Linked DNA regions of Homo sapiens: region 1 is linked to region 2. Evidence: chromatin contacts called from ENCODE Hi-C or POLR2A ChIA-PET data. All regions are on one chromosome and are shown on one strand. The core of a region is the stretch at or near the end of the contact, and the rest is flanking DNA. Distances in the headings are between cores, read along the strand shown. Region 1 overlaps TBL1XR1 (TBL1X/Y related 1). Region 2 overlaps TBL1XR1 (TBL1X/Y related 1).

Evidence for each region. Hi-C counts contacts between places; a loop is a spot of excess contacts on that map. ChIA-PET counts read pairs that join two places held with the same protein, here RNA polymerase II (POLR2A). Pooled maps may share reads with other maps.
Region 1: a loop to region 2 is called in a map of CD4-positive, alpha-beta T cell, with 2.4 times the contacts of the local background. The contact joins two enhancer-like sites. A Hi-C loop is called at or near these places in 6 of 168 maps with a recorded cell type or tissue (CD4-positive, alpha-beta T cell, CD4-positive, alpha-beta memory T cell, IMR-90 and 3 more), 4 of 37 single-sample maps with no recorded cell type and 3 of 50 pooled maps. POLR2A ChIA-PET finds 5 or more read pairs at or near these places in 7 of 52 experiments (A673, H1, OCI-LY7 and 4 more).

Annotation. Positions count from the first base shown.
Region 1 is chr3:177,106,432-177,113,032 of GRCh38, forward strand. All of the region lies in intron 1 of TBL1XR1 (TBL1X/Y related 1), which reads right to left. Among named protein-coding and RNA genes, the nearest start is that of TBL1XR1-AS1, 72 kb to the left of the region's middle. Within about 2 kb of position 3,485, at least 3 of the 41 ENCODE cell types and tissues checked have a DNase peak (open chromatin) inside an H3K27ac peak, as active enhancers do.
Region 2 is chr3:177,066,959-177,074,111 of GRCh38, forward strand. The region is part of intron 2 of TBL1XR1 (TBL1X/Y related 1); the gene reads right to left. Among named protein-coding and RNA genes, the nearest start is that of TBL1XR1-AS1, 33 kb to the left of the region's middle. Within about 2 kb of position 3,118, at least 2 of the 41 ENCODE cell types and tissues checked have a DNase peak (open chromatin) inside an H3K27ac peak, as active enhancers do.

The sequences.
Region 1 (6,601 bases), core at 2,235-4,734, 40 kb after region 2:
GCACTAGCTTCTGCAGTACCTTTGTGCAAATTAGACTCTAGCAAAATAAATTACAAAAAGGAAGCCACGTGGTATCGGAGGTTAAGAGCCTGGAATTGTGGAGCCACACAGGTGGGTTTGGACTCCCTGGCTCTGACTCTTAGTAACTAGATAACCTCTCTCAGTGCCTTCGCTTTTTCATCTGTAAAATAAGTTAGGAGAGTGGAATAAAAAGTGCTAATCAGTGCCTAGCATAGTAATAAGACATAATGCATATTAAATAACAGAAATAAATTGTTATAAAGGAAGCTCCTTCCTCTGTGAAGACAGTCCGCTAACAGGGAAACAGCTTGGCCTGGATTTCAGTGCCCACTTTTCCCTTGGCTGTGTACCTCTGTGCAGGACACAAACTGCCCATTCAGATTCTGCCGTCCTGTGTGCTACTAAGGCTATTGAATCCAGGTACATTATGTCTTTTAGTGAATTAACACAACAGCATTACTACTAAAAAAAAAAATTATCATTTATAAAACTTTTTAATTACAACAGATTTGGAATATGCCCACAGTAGTCATCCTGACTAGCATAACCTCACAGTGATAATGAACACCTTCTAAATGAAGCAGTTCTTCAAACACTCTTCACAACTAAACAGCTTCAATTTTTACTTTGTAATAGAATGCAATAGGCCTCTTTAAAAAAAAAATTAAGAATATGTCAGCGGATAATTACTAAACTGAAAACTGTCATTCTGAAGTGCTTTGGACACACAAAAAATATACACACTTACATTAAACTAGATATTAGGTTCAGAATTCTGAAATGTTATGTTTCTATTTATCCACTACTGATGAACTCAAAGAGTCGCTCTTATGTGTCCTTACAGAAAACATTTCCTTACAGATTCACGTGAAAAAAAGTTTTCAAATTGGTTTCTTTAATTTCATATTTTGAAAGTTGGCATAATCTAGACAGTATCAGCAAATGCTTTTCCTTCAGTAAATTAAAACAAATATTTCATTTAACTACCACATTCCAATCAAAATAGCTGCCAGAAATACATTCATTTATGAAATCAAGGTTGTATGGGGGTTTTTTTAGTGGAATATTCTTAATTCTGGAGAATGCCAAGTTCTCATCCGGTGTTGGTTTGCCAAAATGCTTTCAATTTAACTTGTTCACCAAACTTAAAATGATACATTCGAACCAGCAAACACAAGCTGTGTTATCTGCCTGACCCATTCAAGGAGCCACTTCTGGTTCACACACACATAGATACACCATCCGGGGATCATGAAACGAAACTACCTTTCTTAAGATCTCATATATTATATATATTTCAATACAGAAAACTCCTCTCTGTGCCCAGCACCCAAGTTACGATAATAAAACACCAACTGAGATTATCTGAATACAACTACTCCATCTTACTTCTCAGTCATTGGCACGCAATGGTCTAAGGCAAACTATGGCCAGTTAGCAGATATTTTTTTATTTTGCAGGCCATTTGGTCTCTGTCACTACTACTCAACTCTGCTATTATACAGCAAAGTAGCCACAGACAATACATTAAAAAATGAATGGGCATTACTCTTTCTAATAAAACTTTATTCAAAAAAAAAAAAGATAACACACCAGATATGGTCCACAGGTCATAGTTTGTTGACTCTGAAGCAATTCCCAGAACCATCCAAATTTCTACAGATCCAGGATAAAGCAAAGAAGCTTTTAGGTTAAATGAGGTAAACATTTTTTTAAATCAAATAAATTAACAGACCAAGCAAAAACACTTACTATTTAAACACTGCCTACTAAAAATATATAACCATTCTATGAAAAGGAAATTTTCTAAGGAATTCAAACATAGTATCTTATGTGGCCCTATATATAATAATGAAGTTCATTAAGAAAATTATAAGTATTAAACTTCAACATTCCTCTGCCATCTTTAGAAACTTAAAAGACAGTGGGGGTAAGAATGGAAAGAATAAGGCTTTCTGTTCTGTTTAAAAACTCAGCTCTTTCACATCATATCCATACAACTGTAAGCAAGCCCTCAGTGTCTTCATCTATATAGTGTATTAGACAGCTTGATAACAAGTATGAACATAGTGTTTGGCTTATTGTAAAGAAAATAAACTAGGATTTATAATCCTATTGAATGCCTAAAGGCATTTTCGCACAGAAGTAATACTAATATCAGTTAATTATAACTGCATGTATAGTTTAAAAGGGAGCAAAAAGGTTAAAAATAGTATAGTATTAAAAGAACAAAAAGAATCAACTCCCTAAGCAAAAAAATTGTTTGAATTATGAATTTCCATGAGTTTAAAAAATACTAATGGTATTTTTATTAATGCAAACAACAAAGAAACAGACAATAAAGACACTGGGCTAGCTGAGACTGGTCCTGGAAATGCGTCCTCTTTGCCAGAGCAAATAGAAGGAAGGAAGAAACAGAAAACACTGGCCATAAGTTGTGGCAATACTAGCTAATGTTCACCAAGCAGCGATGAGAAGAAATGTTATGCCCATCTTAAAAATTAACAGAAAATGAGCTTGCATTTTAGCTTTTTGATGGGATAAGGATATCTGGATACCAAAAATCACTTCTATAATAGAGATGAAAATGTTATTGTCAAACATGTTTTCTTTTCACATTTTCTAACAATCCTAAATCATAATCTAATTCACAGATAAATATGGGGAAAAAACAAGTAAATTGTATATTTGTAATTAATTTTTAAAAACAAGTTAATATATAAACAAAATTACATTTAAAATTGTCAATTTCATACCTTTTCCCAATTTTTTAATTGAACATAAACTGAATATGAAAGCAACCAAACATTCAATCAGAAACAAAGAACCTGCACACTAAATGAACTCTCTCCATTAGAAATGCATTAGTTACTCAAGAAAATACAAACTATCAAGCAAGTCCCCTTTAAGAGAATAGGAAGAAATGTAATTTAAAGCCTATGTTTACCTCCAAGACTAAACAGAAGGTTGTTTTGTTTTTGTATTTTGGGATGATTGTAAGATTTGTCCTGCAGTAGACAACAGAACTATGGGAAGAAAGAAGAGGTGGGGAAAGAAAGGAAGAAGGAAGAAAAAACAAATTGTAATTAACCTTTCTACTAGAGATTGTTAACATTAAAAGTTAGCCCTTTACATCGAGTTACTATTAATTCACCCACTGGGGACAAAACTTACTAAAATACATCAGTAAATAAAACACAGATCCCTGCTCTCTCACAGTTTAAATTCCAGCAGAATTTTGATTAATAAGTAATGTTACAATCATAAATGCTATGAAAAAAGAAAAAGTCCAAGCAGGGTAAAGGGATTCAGAAGTTGGGGGGAAGAGAGGTGAAAGAGGAACCCCTGGGTTGCAATATTAAAGTAGGATGGTCAGAGCCAGAGTTGGTTTGTATTTCAATTGAGAGACAGCAAGATACTCAGGAAGCTTCCTGTATGCTCGATGTTCTGTGTACAGACAATGATGTATGAAGACGTGCCTTATATCTTGGTGTTGTCCGCTTACTACTGGAAGGCATACCTAGAACACTTCCTTATTCACAAAATACGTCATTTATGTTTTAGTTACTCTAATTTTTTCTCTGCAGTATCGATTTGTGCCTGATGCCTCCTATATATTGTGAAGCTACAACTCCTAGGAGACCTATCAGGCATTATAATTGACATGTTGTATATGCAGGCCATGATAAAAGCTATGAAATGCTAAAGAGAAGATGTGCCAAATCAAAGAAATTCTTAACTGTAACCCAGAGTCTATTCAGTCAAAATATTTTCAGACACACATTCTTACAAAATTAACATCAAAGAACTTCAAAGTTTTTCCAAGACACATGATACAGAAAAACAGAAAAATGTCACTAAAATAGAATGTCTAATGACTTAAGCCCTTCTACAGTTTAGGCAACAATTTGTAAATATCCAGCAAAGCTTACAATGTATCTAGGGCTATACACCCACCATTACGAATTTAAAATACCTGACTAGGGAAAAATAACAAAACACAAACCAGAACTTCTTTGCTTAAGAACACCTGGTCTTGGTTTTGTGGTTTTTTTTTCCCTACTGTGTTCACTATTCTTCAGCAGAAGACAAAGAGGAGGCAAAGGATAAATGTCTGTGAAAATGCATAAAGCTAGAACTATGAAGACACTAAGCTGAATTTTTTCAATACCTTCTATTGTAAATGCACAGGAATAAATGACAGTATGTCTGTGACTTATGCCTACTATTGTACCTAAAACACAATTCTAGATATGAATAAGAATTAAATGAGATGAGAGGAAGGAGTGGTCAGAACTTAATGAGAACGGGGGGGATATTTTGGGAAGCAGATAAGTGTGAGAACAAAAATCTTACCTCCTCTTCATGAGAGAAAAGAAGCCGGAAATTGTCTAAGGAATACTTCTTCTAGATAGGGTCCAGAAGAGGAAAATATCTTTCAAACAAAGAGGAAAAAAATGTGTTGTGTATGATTTTCACCCCCTTGATCTCACGTCAAGCAAATCAACAGTTGAAAGGAACTGCTCTAACAACTCAGACTCAACTAGACAAATTCACAAAACCTAAGTAGGCCACACCTGGCATGTGTTTACAGAGAAAGCTACAGGACAGGACAGGCTAGCAGGGCAGTATCACGCCAGGCACACAACAGGAGGACATGCAATCCAGGAGCTATTGTCTTTGCACCTCTCCCTACTATCATCACCATCACCATATCATTATTCAGGTAGGTATGCAAAGGGCAAAGAATCCACAAACGATACAAAAGTTACCCTGGGTTAGACACACCTGAGTTCCACTGAGAAACCACTATGATTGATTTTTTTTTTTTTTTTTTAAAGACAGAGCCTTTCTCTGTTGCCCAGACTGGAGTGCAGTGGCGCTATCTCGGCTCACTGCAACCTCTGCCTCCTGGGTTCAAGCGATTCACCTGCCTCAGCCTCCCGAGTAGCTGGGACTACAGGTGCATGCCACCATGCCAGGCTAATTTGGGTATTTTTAGTAGAGACAAAATAGCTGGGAGGATCGGTTGAGCCTGGGTTTCACCATGCTGGCCAGGCTGGTCTTGAACTCCTGACCTCAAGTTATTTGCCCATCTAGGCCACCCTAACTGCTGAGATTACAGGCTTCAGCCACTGCGCCAGGCCCACTATCATCTTATAAGCATCTCCTGGACATATCTTCCAGGGCACCCAATCCACGAAGGATATGCTGTTTTAAGAATGCATCACACCTTCCCAAACCAGGTGCAGTTCACGTGTCAGGAATCTCTTTGCCATACCCTATATGGTGGCTGTTAATATTGACATTTCACTTTAGATTTCAGATGAGTCAGAGCTAAACATTAAACCAAGGTCATTTATTCACAGAAAGAGAAACGGTTTAGGGAACCTTTTACAATGCACCTGGGTCCTCATCCCAACTCTGCCTGTAGGGTGCCAGTGGTCTTAGGCCTACAACTTAAGCCTCTTAAGACTCACCACCAACAAGCAATGACTGGGTTTATTGGATTGACTGCTAAGATCCTTTGAAGCCTTTTAAAAAATAAGAACTAGGCCCTGAAACGAAGAAGAAAATATCTCCTGCCTTCTAAGAAATAAGACAACAAAGATATAAAATCAAATATATATATATATATATATATATATATATATATTTTTTTTTTTTTTTTTTGTGAGGGGCTCTGACTCTGTTGCCGAGGCTGAAGTACAGTGGCACCACCTCGGCTCACTAAAACCTGCGTCTCCCGGGTTCAAGCAATTCTCCCACCTCAGCTTCCCAAGTAGCTGGGATTACAGGCGTCTGCCACTACGCTCAGCTAATTTTTGTATTTTTAGTAGAGGTGGGGTTTTGACACGTTGGCCAGGCTGGTCTAGAACTCCTAACCCCAGGTGATCCACCCACCTCAGCCTCCAAAAGTGCTGGGATTACAGGCACGAGCCACGGCCCCCGGCCTAAAGTATCATTTAAATAGCATGGAAAACTTGTTTTGATCATAGGACAGTTAAAGAAAAGCTGTCTCATTCAATCCCCTTTGTTTTATGCATACAGATTGAGATCGGAAATGGTTAAACATTCTTATCAGAGGTGATAAAATGAGTATTAAACTCTACATTGCTGGCACACTCAGTATCATTTAAATCTGACTATTTTGTACAGTACATAATATTGTCCGTTTTAAAAACAAGTAATTAGGTGCCCGGCCAAATTTCTACTTTTCAAGAAAAAGAAAAGTATGAGAACACTTTTTTGTGAAAGCCCTCAAAGACCTGCTGGGTGCGGTGGCTCACACCTGTAATCCCAACACTTTGGGAGGCTGAGGCGGGCGGATCACGAAGTCAGGAGTTCGAAACCAGCCTGGCCAACATGGTGAAACCCCGTCTCTACTAAAAATACAAAAATTAGTCGGGCGTGGTACCATGTGCCTGGAGTCGCAGCTACTCGGGAGGCTGAGGCAGGAGAATCGCTTGAATCTGAAAGGCGGAGGGAGGCAGAGGTTGCTGTGAGCAGAGATCGTGGCACTGCACTCCGATGAAGCAAGACTGTCTCAAAACACACACACACACACACACGGAATAGA
Region 2 (7,153 bases), core at 1,868-4,367:
TGTTTATTACATGCTTAATGGAATAAGTCAAATACTCTTTTGAGGATACTGGCCCAGGGCACTGGTCTAGATGTACTATAGTACACTAGATGGTAAATGTTCTGGCAGGACACCTTCCTCAACTTTAGCCTAACCACCAGTAAGGTGCGGTATTGTGCTCGGCACACATAGCAGGCACAGTCAATTCTGAAGGCATGCTAAATTGAATGACTTTAAAAACAAAACATCCAACCCCATCCATGATAAAATTATAAGAAATTAAATCATAATTTGATCAATCATGAATATGTTTGTCACGGGGAACAATTAGCAACTATTTTATTTTTAGGATTTCCCAAAATGAGATGGGCTAGGTGGAATCCAACTGAGACAGACTGACAAAGAAACAGTAAATTTTCTTTTCCCCTAATATCATTCAGTCCAAAACTTGGATGAAAGTATCCAACCTGCAAAGGTTTTTCACAATGCTCATTCTGATTAGCAAAGGCCATCAATTTCCCAGCTGAAACTAGTAACAAGTGATGCTTCCAGCACCACCTAATGCATTCCAGGGCAAAGAAAAATACAAATCAAAATGATATAAATTATTGCTTTTAAAAATTCCTGCAATAAATATATATTGCTGGTATATTTTTAAGTCATAATAAAAAATACCAAATAAGAGCAGGAAAGTTATCTGTCCAAACTGCTATAAACTGATTATTTAATTGATCATAGTGCTATATTAGTTCCCGGCAATTAAGTTTTTTTTTTAAAGGAAAAAGACCTTGAAAGGCTTACTTCTAAAACAACTTAAAAGCCTATGTGCCAAAGAGTGAAATTAGAGAAAATGCCACTACTTCATGAGTGGACTTAATAAGGCTTTGCAGAACTTAGAACTTGTCCATTATGGTTTATTTATATAGCCAAATGAACGCTCTAGGATGTGATGTAGTCTTCCCCTGCCCGCATGAGTACTAAATACTAGGAATCAGATCTCAAAGAGTACACAAGAAGACTTACCACTATAGTTCCTCCATTCTGGTATCTTTTAGAACAACTGTCTTTAAACTAGGTCACAAAACAGCACTGAGACACTCATCCAGTCTTTACACTTCACCACCCAGGTATCAGGCCTGATGAAGAGTATATCATGCATAAATGAAGTCCTGCCCTCAAAGAGCTTATGGCTTATTAAATAAACAGGATATTCAAAATAGACACTTCCTAAATTCACAAAGGATTTATTTGTATATTCTACCTGATCATATTTACTCATTCTTAAATATTAACTGAGATCCTCCCAAAAATTAGATCTTTGTAACTTTCCTCCTCTCAGAAATCACTTGTATACTCATAAAAGCTTTTATTTAAAATTCCAATCACTTATAGGCAATCAACTACTTAATTCAAACCATAGCTATATTAATGTAGCCAAAAGCAAATCCAAAATTAGTCTTAATATTTAGCCAATTGGTGGCTATATTCAAAAGTTCGCTTAATATTGTAAATGTTCACCATGAAATATCATTTTACTGCATAACTTTGTAGCCAATAATTCAGCAAATATTACAAAAACACAGGACTAGTGAGGCAATCCAGCTACGACTATTCAGTGAGCTGAATATGTACAGCATTTTCAGCATCACAAAACTCAGTTCAGCATATACTCGCTGGACAACTACTGCTCCAAATATTTAATCCTCTCCTAGTTCTCCTACACATCAAAGTACTACTTTAAATGTCACCCTCAATCAAGACAGACAGCATATTCTTTTCTGATTCCATTCTTGAAGCCAGGGCCCAACTGTGATCCTCGATTACATAATTTTAAATCTAGATGACTGAAAAAAACAGTGAAAGAGTTATGGACACAAAGAAAGAAATAAGATTATCTTCTTAAATCTCCTAGCTATAGCACATTTTTAAGAGATCTGGACACTCTTTGCATGATCTAAAGTCAAATGTGTAATCGAAATTACTTTATCTTACAAACATAACTTAGTCCAAAACTAAAGTATAATTATAACTTAGATGTGACGAACTTAAATTACTTTTCCTTCTCTCTTTCATTGGAATCCAGAGCTCGGATGTAAATTAAAAATAACATCTTGGATGGCCTATATGATTTTAGACAAGTGATGCAAATTTTCTGGGTCTCTGTGTCATCTATAAAATGAGAAAATGGAATCAGACAGTCTCCTCTACTTCTAAACTTCAAAGACGTGAGTCAGTATATGTCACAGAGTTGTATATAGGAACCTTGCAAGCTACCTGAGAGTATGAGGTCATAAAGCAATTTTTAAGAAAGCATTTTTATAGGCCTAAAAAATGTATTAGAAGACCAAAATCAGGGTCAGATCTCAGACAGACATCTCCAGGAATCAGGAAAAGGGAAAACAATAAGCTCATCTCATTAAGAAATATTTCAGTACCTACTGCACATGATGTTTATTAAGACTTATCAACCTTTATAAACACCAACATATAAAGACATAAAAAAAACAGTACACCAGCTGGGCATGGTGGCTTACACTTATAATCCCAGCACTTTGGGAGGCCAAGGCAGGCAGATCACCTGAGGTCAGGAGTTTGACACCAGCCTGATCAACATGGTGAAACCCCATCTCTACAAAAAAAAATACAAAAAAATTACCCAGGCATGGTGGCGCAGGCCTGTAATCTCAGCTACTCGGGAGGCTGAAGAATGAGAATTGCTTGAACCCGGGAGGTGGAGGTTACAGTGAGCCGAGATCGCACCACTGCAGTCCAGCCTGGGCAACAGAGGAAAACTCTGACGAAAGAAAAGAAAGAAAGGAAAGGAAAGAAAGGAAGGAAAGGAAGGAAAAGGAAGGAAAGGAAGGAAGGAAGGAAGGAAGGAAGGAAGGAAGGAAGGAAGGAAGGAAGGAAGGAAGGAAAAACAACACACCAAATCAATTATTCATTAGTTAACTGAGACTTCTAGTATCAAACTGGTTTCAACTGTGATCTAAGCCAGGGATCTGCAAACTACAGCCTGTATGTCAAATTCAACCTGTCACCTATATTTGTATAGCCCACAGGTAAGAATGGTTTTCACAAAATGCTTTTTTAAAAAACAGAATATTTGTTGTTTATTTGATGATAGGGAACACTGACTCATAATCTCAATTAAGCAATTTTTTAAAAGTCTCAGCAAAGCTCTTGAGGCTTGAAAGCAGTAAACTAGCATCCATTATATGATGAGTCACTTTGATTTAAGTCCAAGAGTCATTAGCTACAAATTTATTTCTTTTTATACCCAAAAGACCTCTGATGAGCTGCCTCATTGCCCACAGACATTGACTTCAACTTCCTAAATGTATAAAAGTGATTATTTACACAGATTATAACTAAGATCCTTCTAAAACATAAAAATACATATCCTAGGAAATAATAAATATGTATGGAATAACTGAATAAATTACAGTCAAGGTATATCAACAGGGGAACAAAGAAGGACAAGAAATGAAAATGCTAAGAGATAAGAAGATAGGTCATACTTCTGGTACATATTTTCAATAACTAAGCAGTAATCAGTCACAGAACTTAAGGTAAAGCAATGTCAGTCTGGCAAAGAATTAGAAAGTCAGACACGAAAAATAAAAATTGGCCAGGTGCGGTGGCTCACATCTGTAATCCTAGCACTTTGGGGGGCCGAGGCGGGTGGATCACCTGAGGTCAGGAGTTCAGGGCCAGCCTGGCCAACGTGGCGAAACCCCATCTCTACTAAAATACAAAAATTAGCCAGCATGAGGCAGGTGCCTGTAATCCCAGTTACTCAGGACGCTGAGATGGGAGAATCGCTTGAACCCAGGAGACGGTAGCTGCAGTGAGCTGAGATTGCACCACTGCACTCCAGCCTGGGCAGCTAAGCAAGACTCCGTCTCAAAAAAAAAATAAATAAATAAATAAAAATAAACTAAAATCAAGATCTGTCAAAATCTGTCTGACTAGCATAAAATACTGAGTGTGTCTGAATAGGAATCTGTATTACAATAGAAAGCTAATGAGACTTTATCAACTAAAACTAACTACTTATTCTAGCTTTGGAACAGACATGTTCTGAGAATCTGTTTTTTTTTTTTTTTTTGAGACAGAGTTTTGCTCTGTTGCCCAGGCTAGAGTGTGGTGGTGCGATCTCGGCTCACTGCAAGCTCCGCCTCCCAGGTTCACGCCATTCTACTGCCTTAGCCTCCCGAGCAGCTGGGACTATAGGCACCCGCCACCGTGCCCGGCTAATTTTTTGTATTTTCAGTAGAGACGGGGTTTCATCTAAGAATCTCAAAGAGTGGAACACATGCTAAAGCTTTACAAGGACAGTTAATCACCTGAATAGATAGGAACTCTGCTTAAAACTCAAATATTATAGGAAGAACAAAGAGAAAAGGAGGCCAGGGTAATAAATACTACCCACAGTAATGTTTATGAAACACTGTATTAGAAGAAGATGTGGTTATTCCTTGGTTCCTCATGAGGGAAAAAAATCCTACGTAACTCAGACTAGTAAGTAAATCAAAACTTGTGTCCATGGATTGGTTATACTCAGTCAATTCTCTGGAAGGGCTAGAGTAAAAATGTCCAAAAGATTGTTCAGGAAGCAGAAATATGTGATTGATAACAGCCCAAGTATCAAAGTATAGTTTTAAAAAAAAACTGTGAAGAGATCAACATCCATCCCCCACAGGGCAATAAATGCTCGCTCAAATCGAGTGAAGACGATGCAAACTAAATTTAGTACTCAGCTAATAGATTGACACATACAGATGTGCACTCACACACAACCCAGCTACTAGTAAACCCAGAAGAAAAAGGGAAAAGTATATGGAGTAAAGATAACTGACATAAATTGGAGAAGGCTTCCAACTTTTATTGAAAACTAGGAGAAATCCACCATGAAAGTCTCATAGGTCAATTTCACAGGATGAGAGAAAACAGTTGGCAGTACTGTCATATAAAATGTACTATTTAAAAAACAGGCAAACAAAAAAGCCCCCAGGGCACATGGGCTGGGGAGAAGAGAAGTACATCACTCCATAACCACACTGAGGCCCTACCGTGTACATTCCTTATATGTGCCCTACCCAGTCAAGTTACAGATTCTAACTGCAAAGTTAACTCTTAATATTTCTTAATAGAATAGTACCTTCTTAGAAGATTCTTTCTTAAAAGACACACAGCAATGTACTTCACTGTTAAGGCTGTTCAAGGTGTTCAAAACTTAAAATCAGATACGGTATTCTATTATACTAATGACAAAATGTGATCAACTTTTTATTTAGCATAGTAATTGGGATCCGTAGACCCCTGGAGTTCCCAAGACTTTTTAAGGGAACTGTGAGGTCAAAATTACTTTTATGGTATTACTAAGATATTACTTGCATTTTTCACTCCATTGGCATTTGCACCAATGTTACAAAGCGATAGTGGGTAAAACTGCTCACACCTTAGTATTACGAATCAAGACCTGATGGTATTACTAGTAGTCATTGTATTTTTTCACCACTATGCACTCAAAAAAAAAAAAAAAATTCCCTGAAGAATATCCTTGAATGAAACAGAAAAGGTGATATTATGAAAATCTTAAATGTTCAAATACACATCTTTTTAATATGCTGTGTGTGTAACAAAGTGCTAAGTAACAGAGTTACTTCCGTTGCATACTAAAATGATGGTTGTCTCAAAAAACAGGACTGCAATGGTTTGAATTGCAAGTTACACTAGCCACTTTTTTCATGGAACAGCGTTTATACTTCAAAGAAGAAATGACAATATAGTTATTCAGACTGGGGATTTGGCAGACATTTTCCTGCAAATGAATGAAATGGCCAGGCGCAGTGGCTCACGCCTGTAATCCCAACACTTTGAGAAGCCGAGGCGGGTGGATCACTTGAGGTCAGGAGTTCGAGACCAGCCTGGCCAACATGGCGAAACCCTGTCTCTATTAAAAATACAAAAATTAGCCAGGTGTGGTGGCATGCACCTGTAATCTCAGCTACTTGGGGGGTTGGGGCAGGAGAATCGCTTGAACCCAGGAGGTGGAGGTTGCAGTGAGCCAAGACAGGACCACTGCACTCCAACCTGGGTGACAAAGAGAGAGTTTGATTTCAAAAAAAGAAAAAAAATACATTAGTAAGTAATACAAAATTTCCATTTTAATATCTGATACATTTAATATTGATAACTATAACCCACATAAACAAAAGCTCTTTGAGATCATCAATAAATTAAGATTGTAACAAGATCCTAAGACCAAAATGTTTGAGACCTATTGAGTCCCTCATGGCAATATTGGTGACAAATATTTTTGTCAAAGAGTTTCTCTGGAAAAACTGGAAAACAGGCTCCTTAGCCCACAGTACTGGTCATATTTTAACACAACCTAAATCTTTAGTTTGGTTTCTGTTGTGTTCATGTTGGAATACATATTGATAAGTTTATACTTAATAAACAAAAAAGGTACTTAAAAGCCATAAATATCAGAGTATCAAAGCTCTAGTTTTGATATAACACATGGCATCTACTAACTCTAAAACATATTGGAGGAATGAAAATTATAAATTTTCTGAGACTACACTTCTATAAATGGACTTCTATTTGGAAAGATTCAATCATTTTACTTAAATTTAGTTTTTCTATCATGCATGTAACAAATGTTTTACTGAGTACTACACTACACGCCTGCCACTGTTCTAGGCCCTTAACACTGTAGCAATATAGAAATCCATTAATATAAAGGAACAATACAGTGAAGAGTGGGCTTCATAGCCAAACTTACCCCATTTGCTACCAAACTTTAGTAGAAGGTGTAGCGGAGTGTGGAAGCTGCAGTAAAGGCGCACTGCTCCCGCAACACACTGTCTTTCCTTCTGGTGGGATTCAGCACGTTTTTGTTTGTTTTGCCCAGACTCATCACTTGTATTGTAGAAGGTGCCAAAGGGTTGCAATCCCTTTCCTTCTAACCAAAACTTGAAACTAGTCTCTCTCTTGCAGCATTTATTTCCCAAGAAAACCCATTCAGGACTCCAAACATGGGGTAGCGTTCTTTACCACATACACAGCAACAAAGAATGCAGGTCTTTGGTACTGGAGAATTGATTCATTACATACTCAACCTGTTTGCTACATAAGGAATAAAGGGAGCAGGGCTAGCTGG